2 separate regions of the Homo sapiens genome follow, and region 1 is linked to region 2. Evidence: chromatin loops called from intact Hi-C (ENCODE). Cell type or tissue: Caco-2. All regions are shown on one strand.

The links. A loop is a pair of places that touch in the nucleus more often than their neighbours do. Peaks named below come from ENCODE experiments on the same cell type or tissue, not always from the same donor. Only the 100,000 strongest peaks of a DNase experiment are listed, where the experiment ranks them.
Region 1: it touches region 2 in a loop (10-fold over the local background); 4 of 110 quality-filtered maps call a loop at or near these places.

The regions. Positions count from the first base shown.
Region 1 is chr7:38,925,426-38,933,425 of GRCh38, reverse strand. No RefSeq gene overlaps it. Among named protein-coding and RNA genes, the nearest start is that of VPS41, 20 kb to the right of the region's middle. In Caco-2, CTCF peaks have their summits at 493 and 692 (motif pointing left); DNase peaks (open chromatin) are centred at 645 and 3,675.
Region 2 is chr7:39,070,234-39,078,233 of GRCh38, reverse strand. The region is part of intron 1 of POU6F2 (POU class 6 homeobox 2); the gene reads right to left. Among named protein-coding and RNA genes, the nearest start is that of POU6F2-AS2, 61 kb to the right of the region's middle. In Caco-2, no CTCF peak of the experiment used is centred here; a DNase peak (open chromatin) is centred at 4,593.

The DNA.
Region 1 (8,000 bases), 140 kb after region 2:
TACATGTTGTTTTATTTTTAGGAATTTTCTCAATTGAAATCGAATCTGAATCAAAGTAGATAAGAGTTACTTTAAAATTCTAACACCTCCCCAGCTTTTCCTTGATCTTATAATGTATGACTGTTCTTAAAATTTTATATACCCCGAAGTGTCATTATTATTTTCGTTTGCCATTTTGACACCGAGAAGTTTATTCTTAGGAGAAACTGTCGGTGGGAATACAGGATTCCATTCTGCATCCTATACATGGAGCAGCCTAAACTAAATGCTAAGAGACGCTCCAGAGTAACGGGGGGAAAGCAAAATTAGAACATATTTTCTGACTATTCAGTCTGTGTCCAAGTACACAAAGTGAGAAGTTGATAAATTGCCCAATAAATTTAGTCATTATAGCCCAGAAAATTTAGGTGTAATTGATGATCAATGACCCAAATCATTCAGGGACCCAAGTCCCTAGGAACTTCAAATCCCCATTCCATGTATAAATACTGGCTCTCCCTAAGGCCTCCTTCCCTGACCTAGACATTTCCTCACGTTGCTTCTGAACACATTTGCAAAACCTTTGTGTGTGAGAACTATAGTCTTTACTTTTGCATTGAAAGTGCAAGGAAAACTGAAGATTATTTTGAATCCAATCGTTTTTCCCCTCATCAAAATATGCAGTGAGCGCCCCCTGTTGGCTGCCTAGCAGCAGGCAATACACAAACACTCAGCCTTGTTAGTACACAAAGAAGGAAGTAAACAAAAAGAGCCAATGGTAATTTGGACTCCCGTATCTAAGGGGGGTAGAGGTGGGGAAGGAAGGAGAGGAAATCAATATTTGCTTAATGGAAAAGGACAACATTGATAGGGAAGGAAGTTTTATTCCCAAGCTTTTAATGGGGTATTACAAGCACTGGGGAGGAGAAAATTCTCTTTCTTTTCTCTTTCTTTCTTTTTTTTTTTTTTAAGCTTAAAGCTGTATATTTTTTTTTCAGTGTTAGATGAGTAAGAGTTCCTGAAATTATAGTGGGCAGAAAAACCAAACAAATACATTTGCTTTTGCTAAGGGCACACTTGGCTTTTTAGGTTGTGCCTTTCCTCTATTCTACTTAAGTCAAGCACTAAGAAATCTACTGTAAATTCTGGACTTTCCACCATGTTTTCAGGTAGGTGATCTGGGCATTGAAGGGAGGAAAAATGGCTAGGAGAATAATACACAAACATGCACACACATATATTTTCATTCTGATATCCTAAGGATTGAGTCAATAAACATAGATTTCCTTTATATTTACCTGAAGTGTCTTAAATTCTAACCCCTTCTAGTTTACCTGTTAAAATCTAGCTTTACTAATCTACAGGGAAGCATAGATTTTATTTAAAAATCCTGTTTAAAAAGTATGATAGTGGGTTTAAAAGTATAAAGGATATTTTTTCAATCCTGACAATAGAGGAGTAAGATGAATTTCTCTCCAAGAAATCTCTTCTCTGATAGGGCATGGTGGCTCATGCCTGTAATCCCAGCACTTTGGGAGGCTGAGGTGGGTGGATCACTTAAGGCCAGGAGTTTGAGACCAGCCTGGCCATCATGGCGAAACCCCATGTCTGCTAAAACTACAAAAATTAGCCAGGTGAGGTGGCATGTGCCTGTAATTTCAGCTGCTTGGGAGGCTGAGGCACAAGAATCCCAGCTAATTGGGGGGCTGAGGCATGAGAATCACTTGAACCCAGGAGGTGGAGGTTGCAGTGAGCCGAGATCACACCACTGCACTCCAGCCAGAGCAATAAGAGCAAGACTCTGTCTCAAAAAAAAAAAAAAAAAAAAAAAAAAAAAACTTCTTTTAGAAAATTTAAATATTCATGCTTTTATTCTCAATTATATCTCTCCCCAGTTATAAATTTTAAGTATATGATTAGTATATGGCATGGCCAGCACACTAGACTAAGAATCAAAAGATTGGGGTTCTAATCCTGGCTCTGCTGCATTTCATCCCTATAACTGTGTGGCCTTGTAACTTCCCTGAATTTTAGTTTTCTCATCTGAGAAATGAAAGTCATTAACTTGATCATTAATCAAGATACATGGGGATGCTAATTATGTAGCAATGCACTGCCAGATGCTTAACTCTGGAGGCTGTGTTTGGAGAGGGACTCATAAAACTAACAATAAGCTAGATCCTAATTTCTGTAAATTTCAGTGACTTGACTCAGGAACAGAGAGGCGCTTGATTCTGGTGTCAAACAGATTGGGCCTCAATCTCATCTCTGCTCTTTTCCATCTGTGTAACCTTGGAAAACTAATTGTTTCTAAAACTGGGTTTCCTTATGTGGAAACATTGAGTTGTTTCTCCCAAGTCATGTGAATGAAAAATGGCAGAAACAAGACAGGACTACAACCGTGCCCTTAAGGACCACTCCTCTAGAAGGGAAATGAACACAAATAAAAAGTTACAGCACTGAGCAACTTGGTTCCTGAATTATTTTTATTGTACTTCTTGAAGGGACCTCAATGACATGCCAAAGAATTTAGATTTTATCTTGTGGATGAAGGGGAGTTAGTAGAATATTTTAAGTAGGAATGGGGTAGGATCATGACTAACTCAACAAGATGTTAAGAGAATTTGAGAAGCAACCATATGTGAATGTGATACATTTGTAGAAATTTTTATGGCTATATTTATCATCGGTGATCATGCAGGGAAAAGACCCAAACACTGTATCTCTCACTCTGATGTTGGGCATTTGTGTTCTAATATAATGTCCTATGGGAATAAGGTAAGACTACTCCTCTATAGGAAATTAGAACTTGGAAACTGAGCCTTGATTAATGGTTGCAGGTCAGCCTTTCCTGTTTTCACTCATCTCTTCCTTTAACCCGGATTCCAAGAAAGCTTGACAACTGTCTACACTGATGTGTAAAAATGGCCTCTGCCAAGGGAGGCAGCCAGGGCTGGACAGCCAGTCCTTCCCATTTAAATATTCTCTCTTCAGTGCCAACCTTGGAACATATTAAGGTGATAAAGTTGCTGCCAGATATGTGAAGAGAATAAGGTTAATTTTGTTGTCTTAAAGGAGAGGAGCCATCCGGTGTTGCTATAAAGCAAATATAAATCAATAAGGCACTCAAATAAGCTCAATATCTAGTCCTTGACAATCAACAGGAATATGTTCCACTTAATATGGCATCTCACCAGTTAATTTATTGCCAAAATGTGACAGGGTTATGTGAAACTTTGGTTATAAATTCTAGTGCATGTAGTTCCTGCTATCTAAATTTTCTGCTTTAGAGTTCATTCTGGGGCTGGGGGCGTGGAAGGATAGAGCATGCTTATTATGAAAGGTCAGCATGCGGTGATTACAGCTTTTCTAAATCTGGGTCATGGGTTTATAAAAGGCTTATGATCCATCAAAAGACCTCTCTGAGTCCACAGAATGAAAAGAATGTAGAAAAACTATTGTTCAGGGAAATGCTTTGCTTGTTATTAAGATGTGGTCATTTCAATTATTAACTTATTTTGTAATGCAGTCACCCAACTAGAATTCTCTACTTCAAAGTGTATGTCTTTGGAATGTTACATAATCTTTTCAAAATAGTATGTCTTCCTTTCTGAAAAATTCATTTCTCCAATGAATTAGGAAGCTGAGTCACTTCCTTAATCAGGACAGGCCCCTCCCCCAGGAGTGCTGTTCGGCTCCATTTTAACTACCCTGGCAGGTGGCGGCCTGGTTTTTAGTTCCTTGAAATCTACAAATATACCCTTCACTTTGGAAGAGGCTCTTAGCTCAAAATGCATTTCTTTAGAAAGATTCACTGAGAAGAAGTAGGGGAAAAAAAAAAAAAACACCACAAAGCCATGTACTTAAACAGTCTCTTTCAAGCACCACTTAGTGGCGTGGAGCTGAACTGAAGAGATTAGGATTTGACGTCTGACGTAGTCACTCTGTAGCTCCATAATCAAGGGCTGTCCAAGGGTGAGTATGGGGCCTCGGGTCTCTGGGTTAGTGCCAATTATTGAAGGAGTTTGGGGAGAAAGGGAGGGAATAGGAAGGGCAGCCTATTTCTATGAAAAGGAGAGGATTGATACCAGCACTGGAGTGGAAACTGTAATGAAGGAAGTGGCTATCTGGTTGGCAAGGCCATGATTGAAGGGGTCAGATCCCGTGAAGAGCACCTGCAGCAGATGGGACCCGCGCCACACTTCTGTTGGATTTTGTCAATGGGGACAGGGGGAGGTTTAAGGGAGTGCTCTTTCAGAGGCTCTTACGTGCATCATTCACTCTAGGGGTTTGTTTTGTTTTGTTTTTGAAACAGGGTCTTGCTCTGTTACTCAGGCTGGAGTGCAGTGGCACCATCACAGCTCACTGCAGCCTTGAATTCCTGGGCTCAAGTAATCCTCCCACCTCAGTCTTCCCAGTAGCTAGGACTACAGGTGTGAGCCACTGCACCTGGTTTTTATCTGTAATTAATGCCAAATTTTACCCTTCAGAAAACAGTATAGGAAAACTCCTCCACTGAACTCTGCAGGTTGAATGTTTATGGCTAAACCAGAATGAAAGTTATGATAATGCAGGGTAATAGTTATTAAACAACAAATAAAAATTCTCCAATGATAGAAGGGGCCTTGAGAGGCCACCTAGCCCAACCCTATTCCATCAGCCCTTTGAACCTGACAGCACTTACCATATATAATGGGATGAACTACATGCATTTCTGCACCGCCTGACGCATGGTGAGAGTCACATGAGGACAGGGAACTTAGCATTGGGCTTAAGTAATACTGGTTTGACGTTTGTTGAGAAGCCATGAAACAAAAATGTATAAAATAGTGTAGTACTAATGGACTGAATCCCTATTTAGAAAAGTGTATAGTAATCAAGTAAAGGTGGTGGTGGTCATGGTGTGTGTTGGGGGTGGGAATGGGGTTAGAAGTCAGATAGGGTTTTTTTTATGACTACCTAGCCTAGAGCGATTTCTGGCTGGTAACAGTTTGTTTCATCTAAGTCTGTATGCAGTGGACTTTAATGTCTTCCTGTGCATCAAAGGCCTCACACTGTACTTCGGGGGGCTTTTGTGCATCCTGGTGGGTGCTGTCTACCCAGGGTTAGAGGAGATACTGGGACACCAGACACTCAGCAAGTGATGTGCTAGCTGCTGTTGCAAGAAAATTCTTACTGAGCCTCAATGCAAAAACAATTAACAAAATTCCTCAGCACAGGGGATGTATGGTCCTCACCTGAATGGAGCCAGGAAGTCCCTAGGCATCAGCATTGGACTCTGTTCATGGGACCAGGAGCTGGAGCAGAACGGGAAAGCTTTGCCTCTGGCTTCTCCCAGCTTTCTCCCACTTCATGTTCCCTCCATTCTTCATACTCCTCAACCTAGGGATTCCTTTCTGGTCTTAGAGTTACAAAGATTTTTATTCATCAAATCTCTTTCATGTTCTCCTGACGCCTGCGCAATTGAAAATGAAAATACAAGACTTTGCATTTCTGCTGTATCATTCCTTTCCTGAGGAAATGAGTAAAGAATGCCAAGCTGACAACACGGGAGAAGACAAGGGGTAAAAGAACTGGTGCAGGAAGAGGGAAGAACATATAAATTAATACTTACATTTTAAAAAATATACTATCCTGTCGTATAAGTCACTAAACAGCCCATTTACTCAGGGATGATAGAAGAGAGACAGAAGATAGGCTTTATTAATATTTTCAGTACGGACACAGTTATGTGGTCTTCTCACTTACGTCACAAATATCAAGCCCTCTGTGTCCATCTCTGTTACCGTATTATCAGGACTCTTACACTTGGCAAGTGAGAAAACTGAAATTAGTCGGACGTGGTGGCGCATGCCTGTAATCCCAGCTACTCCGGAGGCTGAGGCAGGAGAATTGCTTGAACCTGGGAGGTGGAGGTTGCGGTGAGCCGAGATCCAGCCATTGCACTCTAGCCTGGGCGACAGAGCAAGACATTGTCAAAAAAAAAAAGAAAAGAAAAGAAAAGAAAAGAAAATTAGATCGTCTCATGTACCTGGTAAATAAAAGATGATTTTAGAATTCTTCACAGTTTGGTCCAGTTGCTCAAGCATTTATCCCAGGGCTCTCTCTCTCCCTTGCCAGTCCTCAGCAGAGCAGTCCCGATTGGCTTCATTATTCAGTCAGGCTTTCCCCACGAAAGCAAGATGAAGGTGGCGGCAAACAGCGCAGACTCACATTCTTTCAGGTTGGTGAGCCCAGAAGAAAGAGGTTCTCTTCCATGCTCATTTCAGCGACGAAGTTTTGATCAGCACACCTTGAGTTAAAAGTCCTTACCTAGGGCCAGGCGTGGTGACTCATGCCTGTAATCTGAGCGCTTTGGGAGGCTGAGGTGGGTAGATCACGAGGTCAGGAGTTCGAGACCAGCCTGACCAACATGGTGAAACTCCGTCTCTAGTAAAAATACAAAAATTAGCTGGGCCTGGTGGCATGCACCTGTAATCCCAGCTACTCAGGAGGCTGAGGCAGGAGAATCGCTTGAACCCGGGAGGCAGAGGTTGCAGTGAGCTGAAGTCACACCATTGCACTCCAGCCTGGGTGACAGAGCGAGAATCCATCTCAAAACAGAAAAGAAAAGAAAAGAAAAGAAAAGAAAAGAAAAAAGTCCTCAGAAGAATTACTGTGTCCAAAGGAAATGTATTATAATTGGTTCAACTTGCTCACATGCTCACCTTGAAGGTAGGAAGTCCTGGTGATTGAGCCCAACCAGCAACACCTAGAAATTAAAGGCTACAACGTCACGAAAATGTTCCAGAAAGTAAAAAACTAATTACTCCACTCTACTTCACTTGCCTTATTTTTGTATTTTTTTTTTAAAACATGATCCAGTACTTTTCAAATTGCAGATTGTTCCCCAATTGCAGATTATGAAATCAACTTAATGAATAGTGACTAGAATGTTGTAGGGTAGTATAGTATAGAATAGAATAGAATAAAAAAAATTAGCAATGTCAGTTTGCATCACTTATACTAAAGGTAAGTATTATTTCATGGATATTTTGTTTCAATTATGTCTCTCTGTGTGTGTGTGTATACTCTTTCAATATACATGTCAATATCTAGGTTATGATATAGAGCAAATTTCTTACTGTGGGGTGCAGTAAGTAAAAACAAAACAAACAAAGAAAAACCTTTCAGATACACTGAGATGATCTACCTATCAGTAAGACTTTCAAGTACTTTTAATTCTTTGGAGGATAAAATTAATTCTACTTAGCACTTGGAGTGATTAACCTTTTCTGTTAAGAATCCAAATTTGCTCTGCATATTTAATGATTTTTTGCCAATTTGTTTTGTAAAGAGTTTGGCCATGAAAACAATAAAACAAAAAGTCCTAGGGACCTAACAATAAGTGCCTATAGTTTGAATGTTCTGAGATTGGCACTGTACATTCAGAAAACAGAACCTCAAAGGCAGTTCATATAAGTGGTTGTAGAACAACGTAAGTAGCATGCTCTGTCAAATGACTGTAAGAATCTGAGCAGAGTGGTGCCTGCCTATAGTCATAGCTACTTAGGAGGCTGATGCTGGAGGATGGCTTGAGCCCAGGGGTTCAAGGCTGCAGTGAGCTATGATCACACCACTAGACTCCAGCTTGGACAACATAGTGAGACCCTGTCTCTAAAAACAGCAACAACAACAACAAAAAAACACTTTAAAATAACTGTAGGGAAAGCAGCATCAGAGTTGAATGTCTTTCACAAAGCAGGTCAACAATTTGCAAAGATTCAAGAAAACTAGTTCCAAGAGTCAGAATTGCCTTGTATTTTTTTAAGTTATCTTACAACTTACTTATGGAAGATATATAGTAAAATATTAAGTTGTTTTCATTGTCAAATGATAGCCTGGAAGCAGGAAAAGTTGTTATAGGCAATATTAGTCACAGAAAGAAACTGGCTTAACTCAGAGTTAAATCATCACATGTCTGTGGAATAATACCCCAGTGGCTTAAAAGAGCTCTAGCTTCCAAAGATAGAAGGACCATC
Region 2 (8,000 bases):
AGAGAACTATGACTTCATTAAGCTTTCAGACAAGTCAAGTAAACTATTTGGAAATAATTGGCAATAAAAGCGTGTTTAATAAATATCTGAATGTGTGGCAGCTCTTGGTCTGAGAGCTTGTTTTCATCATAACCAGAATGCAAGGCTTTGAGGACGATGTAGCAAACCCTCACTCATCTCTAACCATATGGTAGTTTTGGTGGCCTACCATTATCTACCAAAAATAACCTAATAGTTGTGCATACAAGTGTTGCCCCAGGCCATCTGCAACACAACCCACTGCACCGGGTGATGACCCCTAGTCAGATGAACACTGTATTAGAGGCAAGCAAGCTAGTTACACGGTAAAATAAGGTCTAGAGCTTCTGTTAAAAGGATGTCCTAGGCAAATTATACTATTTGCTATTCCCACTAATCCCCAATACTTTATCTAGGGAATATTTGGTTAAGGTGAATGTCCAGAATCATCTTGAAAGAAAAAAAATAATACAGCAAATATAGGATTTCCTTCGGTGTAACAGGATGCTATTTCATTACTAACAATGAGTGTGCACATATGGGCAGTTTAAGGGTCTCTTGTCTTTTTGTTGAACCTCAGATAAGTGTCCTCCTCTCCTGTCAGTATCCACACAGGGTCTCTATCCCTCTCCAAGTCCCACCATGAATGCCACGTCCTCTTAACTATGCTTATACTCTAGAGCCTACTCCAATTGATAATGAAAACAGATGCAGCTGTATTTAAACACAGACAAGCAATTAAGCCAAACCGCTCATCAATGCAAACCTGTAGACTGAAATAACAACATAACAATCAATCAGACAGGAGTTTGCCAGTTCTGGACTTCTACAAAGTATCTAGCACACAGTTGGACACACCTCCTCGGAATCCTCACCTTGAACCTCTACAAGCTTCTTTGGCCCTAGGAGGTTAAAATGACTGTATGAACCATGCTTCATGTATACTTATCTGGGAAGAAAGGGAGACACTGGTATTGACAACCTAATAGCACCATCAATTCAATTTCTGCTGCCTTTATGAAAAAGCATCAATATGAGTTCAATCCAGGCTCATCTAGATCTGGTCTTTTGGTAATGGGGTTATACAGCAGTATTGACATTGCATACGCATACCCTATATTCATACACTCTTCATAATCTGATGGCTTCAAATAGCTATCAGGATTTAATCAGAATACAACACAGATTAAAGTGAATTTACATTTAGCAATTTGAATGTAGAGTTGCTTGGGAGTTACAAAGAGAGAACATCTGATCTCTGTCCTAAAAAGAGCTTACTTTCTAGCATCTTAAAAACTCTAGCAGAGACTGTTAATTAATGTGTGTGTGTGTGTGTGTGTGTGTGTATCTCAACATTTGCAACCTTTTGCAAAAGTGAGATAGTTTCCAGAATGGAAAGACCTGTTCTCTAGTCCCAGCATTTTAAAACTGCTCTGAGAAGCCCTGAGGGTTTTAGAGAGGTGCCTCCAGGACCTCAAAGGGAGATAGGGGAAGACCTAAGTGCCCACTCCCAGTTTTTGAGACCATATTGGCTCCTCCCATCTATTTTACATGGAGTCTTTAGTGTACTTGAGGAAAGCGTTCCACAGATCTGCCCATATTGCATATTGGCAATGCATCACAGATGCGATAACAATCATGATACTTTGTCTGTTAGCTAACCATTTTCTTTTTCTTTTTCTTTTTAAAAATATAATTTATTTTTAGTTTAAGTTCCAGGATACATGTGCAGGACGTGCAGGTTTGTTACATAGGTAAATGCGTGCCACGAGGGTTTGCTGCACCTATCAATGATTTACTTTTCCAAAACACTTAGGTGTTAGACCCTACAGCTGAGATGTTTGAGTCCCTGGCAGGCAGACATGTGTTGAAATTCCCAGTACTGGGCACTATGTCTGATACAAAATAGGCTCTCAGTAAGTGTGTTTGACTGGTTGATTGATAGGAAGGAAGGAAGGAAGGGAGGGAATGGAAGGGAGGAAAAGGAAGGAATGGAAGGAAGGAGAGAGGAAAGGAAAGGAAGAGAAGGGAAGGGAAGGGAGAAAAGGGAGAAAGGAAAGGAAAAAGGGAAGTTCAGAGCAAAGGTTAGCTTTGGTTGATATTTTCAGCATACATTCAGCTGTGTCTGAAACTACATAATATGAAGCCGAGGCCTCACCCAGCTATCTTACCTCTCTGACTCTGCACACACATACATACTGACCCATATGCTGCTTCCAGAAACAGAAGTGAGTTCAGCTTGTGTGACTGCATTACTTGTAACACAGGACAAGATGGAAGAATGTCATAGCTACACTGGAAAGGAAAAGGAAAGTCTCATTTTCCCCCAGGACTGAAGTTGAATGGGAGAAGAGCTACTACCAAGCTAGTCCGGGGATTAGTCCAACAAAGCAAAGGCAGTAGAGCCCCAGGGGAACCCAGGTGTGCACAGAGACCACGCCCCAAGGGCTCAGCCTTTGGGCTCTGTCTCCTTGTTCAGCTGGAAGCATCTTCATGTCACTGAGGGAAGCTGGCCACTGCCAGCACTACTACAGCACTAACTGTGGTCCCAGCCTCCCTGTGGCCTTCAGGAGCAGTATCATCAAACACACAGCGTATTAGAAGCGTGATTTTACTACAAGTGTTCTCTTGGTAGGATTTTTCTTAGAAGAAGAAGAGATTTATTTAAATGAATATTACATGAAATATGTGTATACATCTAATCCTGTCCTTCTGTTCTGATGACAAAGTTGAGAAGAAAAACTTTTTCTTCAAAAACCATCCAGCTCTTTATGGTTTCAGATTTCCATAAATAAATACAAAAATCCATCCTGCCCCCTGCTGACAGACTAATATTCCTAAAAATCCAGCTCAAAACTTGACTGTTTCCAGAGTAGTTTCTGAGTTGGGCCAGAACTCCAACCCACCATGCCAGGCCCTCCCCATTTGGAGCCTGGTCTAGCTTTCTTGGGCTGTGACATTGGACCGGGCACTTCAACACCAGGGAATGTGTTGTTCACATTATAATGATGGTAAAATTGCTAAGACAATTTTCTGTCATGTGGCAATTAAGTGTCCAGGTGCTTCCTGGTCTAGCTCCAAAGAGATGCCTTTTGACCTATAACAGACAGTCTGTGGCCAGCCTCACCTGCGACCTCGAACAGCCCCACACCCCAGTCCCACGGTGCCAGAGTGGGTGCTTGGGAACTGGAGCCCAAGAGCCTGTAGTTGGGTTCACCTTCTACTCACTGAAGGGCACAGTTCTCTGAGCCTTCATTTTCCCGAGAGGAAAATGGGGTAATAACAGTATATGCCTCATGGGATGGATGGGTTAGCAGATTAAATAAATAATTCACAAACAGTGCTCATAGCAGGCCGACTGCTTAGTAATAATAAGAAATTTTGATATTGCTTGCTCCCTGCTGTCCGCGACCCTTCCGACAAAGTGTGACTGTTTGTGTAGTTTATTGTGGAGAAGCTCCTTAGCCTTCATCAGATTTTAAAGGGATTCATGATCTGCTGCCTGATCTGCTCCCCACCCCACATCCCACCAAAAAAATTCAACAAGAAACCACTGCTAAAAAGGATACACTATCTTTATATCCACACACTTCAAATATTAGGACAGTGCTGGGCACATAATAAACTCTCACTAAATATCTATTGCTTTCATTTGAAAAACAAAAATAAGAATTGATATCTATAAAAGATAAAAGAAGAAAGACATTTTTTAAATTTAGATTTTTTTTTTTGAGGGGGGGACAAGTCTCACTCTGTCGTCCAGGCTGGAGTGCAGTGGCGTGATCTCGGCTCACTGCAACCTCTGCCTTCCGTGTTCAAGCAATTCTCCTGCCTCAGCCTCCCAAGTAGCTGGGACTACGCCTGCCACCACACCCAGCTAATTTTTTGTATTTTAGTAGAGATGGGATGTCACTATGTTGGCCAGACAGGTCTCGAACTCCTGACCTCAGGTGATCCACCCGCCTCAGCCTCGCAAAGTGCTGGGATTACAGGTGTGAGCCATTACGCCCAGCTAATTTTTTGTATTTTAGTAGAGATGGGGCTTCACTGTGTTGCCCTGGCTGGTCTCGAACTCTGGAGCTCAGGCAATCTGCCAGTCATGGGCTCTTAAAGTTCTAGGATTACAGGCGTAAGCCACCATGCCCGGCCAATTTAGATTTTTAAAAATAAAATTACTCAGAAGTCTTTTGAGAAGGAAACTCTATAAATCCTAACATCTTATGATTTTAAGAAATAAGTAACTATCAGGAGGCTGTAAATTCTGTAGAATTTTCTCTCTGAATTAAAACAGTATCTGGCTTTTAATTCTACAAGGTTCACAACTCCACATTCTCTAAATAAGCCAGTCCACTTCTGTTCAAAAGGCCACTGCCTAATTGATTTCACCAATAAGTGTTTTCCTTCCCTCTGTTCCCAAGCTGCAATAGCACACGCTGGGAACTGCTAATGTGGCTTGGTTGCTCCAGCGTTGCTTCCTGTGCTTCCCAGCAGTCTGGGCAGCTTTCTCTTGGCCAGCACCAGATACTATGGAGTTTTCCTCTCGTTCTCTGCCTTGGGTCTGTACACGGCTGCGCCCAGCGCCAGCTGCTCCGTCCCTCCCTCTCTTGTAATCCACTCTCCTTTAATATTCCAAGGGTGACCCTTGACTGTCCTTTGAATGCCACTCCAATTCAAAAGGCTTCTGAGCTTTTAAGACGAGCAGAGATAACATAATTCCAAGGAGATGGGGGTGGGGAGGAAGGAAGAATGTGATTGGAAAGATTAGCTAAATCTTCTCATTCCTGGGGATTTGGCTGCTCAGGAAAACATGAACTAGAAGGTTTTTTTTTTTTTTTTTTTAATAGGTTCTCCCCATTCCGTCAGCTATCTGTATTAGCTCCTATTAAAAATATTTTGCAGATTTGTTTCCAATTCAAACTATAAACAGAGGCTTAAGTAAATATTTCTTTAAATCTCTAGCCTTTGAAATTGAGGGCAATTAAAAAACCAGGCCAGCCTTTATTAATATTTACTTACATCCTCTTTAGTTTGCATGGATTGGGGATGGCTCTGAATCAGAGCCTACTTAAGACAAAACTGATGCAATTCAACAAATATTTATTGACAGTTCATCAGTACCAGGTGTTGTGCTAGGGACAATGAGAAATGTAAAGATCTAGAAACATTAGCTACCATAAAAAAAGTCACCATCTAGTAGACATCAGCAAAGGGAAGAGAGTAATTGTATTCGGCATCTTCTTTGTGCCTGTCTACTTTCACAGTAATAACATTTTCTTAGCACCCTGATCATGTTTACGCAATGTGTTCTATGTATGTAGATTAGGCATGTGCACACACAAACACAATGCCCTCTCTTGGAAGCACTGTCTTGACCTCATCATGGTTGCTAATAAATAAACATGTCGCTCCACGCAGGGAGTTTTGACTGGTTTTCTAGGCTTTGTTTCTCATTTTAGGGAGATAATCGGCAACTGACAACCCACCATCTCACACTCTGAAGCTCACACAGTGAAACGAGGTTTCCACACAGCCATTCAAGATTGGCACTGCTGGATGGAACAGATGAAGCATCTGAGTTGCTGTTTCTCCCTGCGTATTTGTAAAGAATTGCTGACTTAATATCCTCAAGCACCTAGAATGGCTAACGTGTTGTCAAGGGGAAAATCAGACCCATTTTAACAAGTCAGTAAGACACCTTCATAAAAGCATGTAAAAACAGGTGAGCCGAAGTCTTCATAAACAATTGGCTCTGTTAAGTGGGTTTAGGGGCTTATCCCATATCCACTTGCTAACATTAATTTGCTTAGACAAATTGTTTAAGGGAAAAATGCATCATAGATTGAAGAAAGACAACAACTCAATGCTGACTGAATTACCCAAATTTTAATATGTAAGCGAGGTCTGTTCCTATGAACTGATGTACCTGTGCCCCAAGAAAGCTTGATCCTCCACGGCTGGAATTTAGCCTCATTACACAATCAATCCTCTTTCATGCTACTCCACTGAGCTTCTGCACTATAACTCCACAGGGGCATGCACTTTGCCTGAAAAGTTTTCTGTTTCCCCACAACACAAATGAGAGATGAAATATTGCTGGGTTCTCCTACTTTCTCTCATACCTCAACTACAAGGGCCCATGTATCTACCTTTCTCCATGCAGCTGGTTCCTGTCCTGATGCCCTGTGAGATTTGAGCTCTGTCTGCAAGTCTTGCCCTTGGTGTTCCAATCTTGTGAGTACTTATTTCCTTAGTATGCCAAGCAAAACTCTAATCAAGCCTGCTGAATACTTCGTTAAAGTAAATCAGCAAGAAATCATCTTTTGAATTAAAATAAGCAGAAAAATCCGAATTAGTGTTAAGATAAACGAGGAAATAAATGCCCAAATTTTGATATAAAAATAGTCAACCTCAATAGACTTTTAAACCCTGAATACATTTTTAAAATCCAGTGGAAAACAGTTTGATTTGTTGTTGCACAAAGACTGTTAGAAATTTTTTCTCATTTAACTTTGATATTGTGTGTGTGTGTGTGTGTGTGTGTGTGTGTGTGTGTGTGTGTGTTTCTTTAGAGATGGGGTTTCACCATGTTGCCTGGGCTGGTCTTGAACTCCTGGGTTCAAGTGATCCTCCCACCTCAGCTTCCCAAAGTGCTGGGATTACAGGTGTCAGTCACCATACCTGGCTTTGGTAGTGTTTTTAATGTTATTTATTTATCCAACATGCTTATTGAGTGAGTACTATATGCCAAGGGTCCCCAACCCTTGGGCCACAGACCAGTCTGTGGCCTGTTAGGAACTGGGCCACACAGCAGGAGGAGAGCGGTGGGCAAGCAAGTGAAACTTCATCTGTATTTATAGCCACTCCCCATAGCTCGCATTACCACCTGAGCTCTGCCTCCTGTCGGATCACTGGTGGCATTAGATTCTCGTAGGAGCACAAACCCTATTTGAACTGCATGTGTGAGGGATCTCGGTAGCCCATTCCTTGTGAGAATCTAATGCCTGATGATCTGTCACTGTCTTCCATCACCCCAAGATGGGACCTTCTAGTTGCAGGAAAACAAGCTCAGGGCTCCCACTGATTCTATATTATGGTGAGTTATATAATTATTTCATTATATATTACAATGTAATAATAATACAAGAAATAAAATGCACAATATATGTAATGTGCTTGAATCATCCTGAAACTGTCCTCAGTCTATGGAAAAATTGTCTTCCATGAAACCAGTCCCTCGTGCCAAAAACGGGGACCACTGCTATATACCATCCACTCCTCTAAGTGATGGGAACACCTCATTGAACAAGACAGATCAAGTCCAGGGCCCTCTTGCAGCTAAAATTACAGTGGGAGAGACAGGCAAAAGCGAAATAAGTAAATACGATGTTGAGTAGTAACGAGTATTATGAACAAAAACAAAGCAGGGCATAGGGTGACCTGGAGGGGTGTGGGTATGTAACTTACATAAGGCGATCAGAGAGGTCTCACAGTGAAGGGACCCGTGGGCACAGCCACAGTGCCTGAGGGGAAGGGCATGTGAGCATCACAAGGCCATGTGGAGGGAAAGGCCCTGCGCTGGAGGCCTGTTTAGTGCCCTCTTGGGGAGAGGAGGCTGGTGGGGCTGAGAAGTGGGTGGGCATGGGTGCTAGAGAAGTGGCCCATGGCCAGATCTAGTAGGCCATTTTTTGGCCATTGCAAGGACGTGGAATTTAATTCCAATCATGAGAGAAAACCACTTGAGGGTTTTGGGCAAGGCATGACAAGGTCTGATGTGCCTTCCAAAAGGCTGCTTTGTGGGGAGGCAAAAGCAGAAGTGTGGAGGCAAAAGCAGAAGTGTGGAGGGAGATGCCTGGTAGTTTAAGCACTAGACACATTTTGAATTAGAAATAAAAGATTTTAAAAGGTTTACTGGGCCATAAAAAAGCTGTTATTCTCATAGAACTAGGGAAAAAATTCAATAACCCATATCTTACGAAAATTCA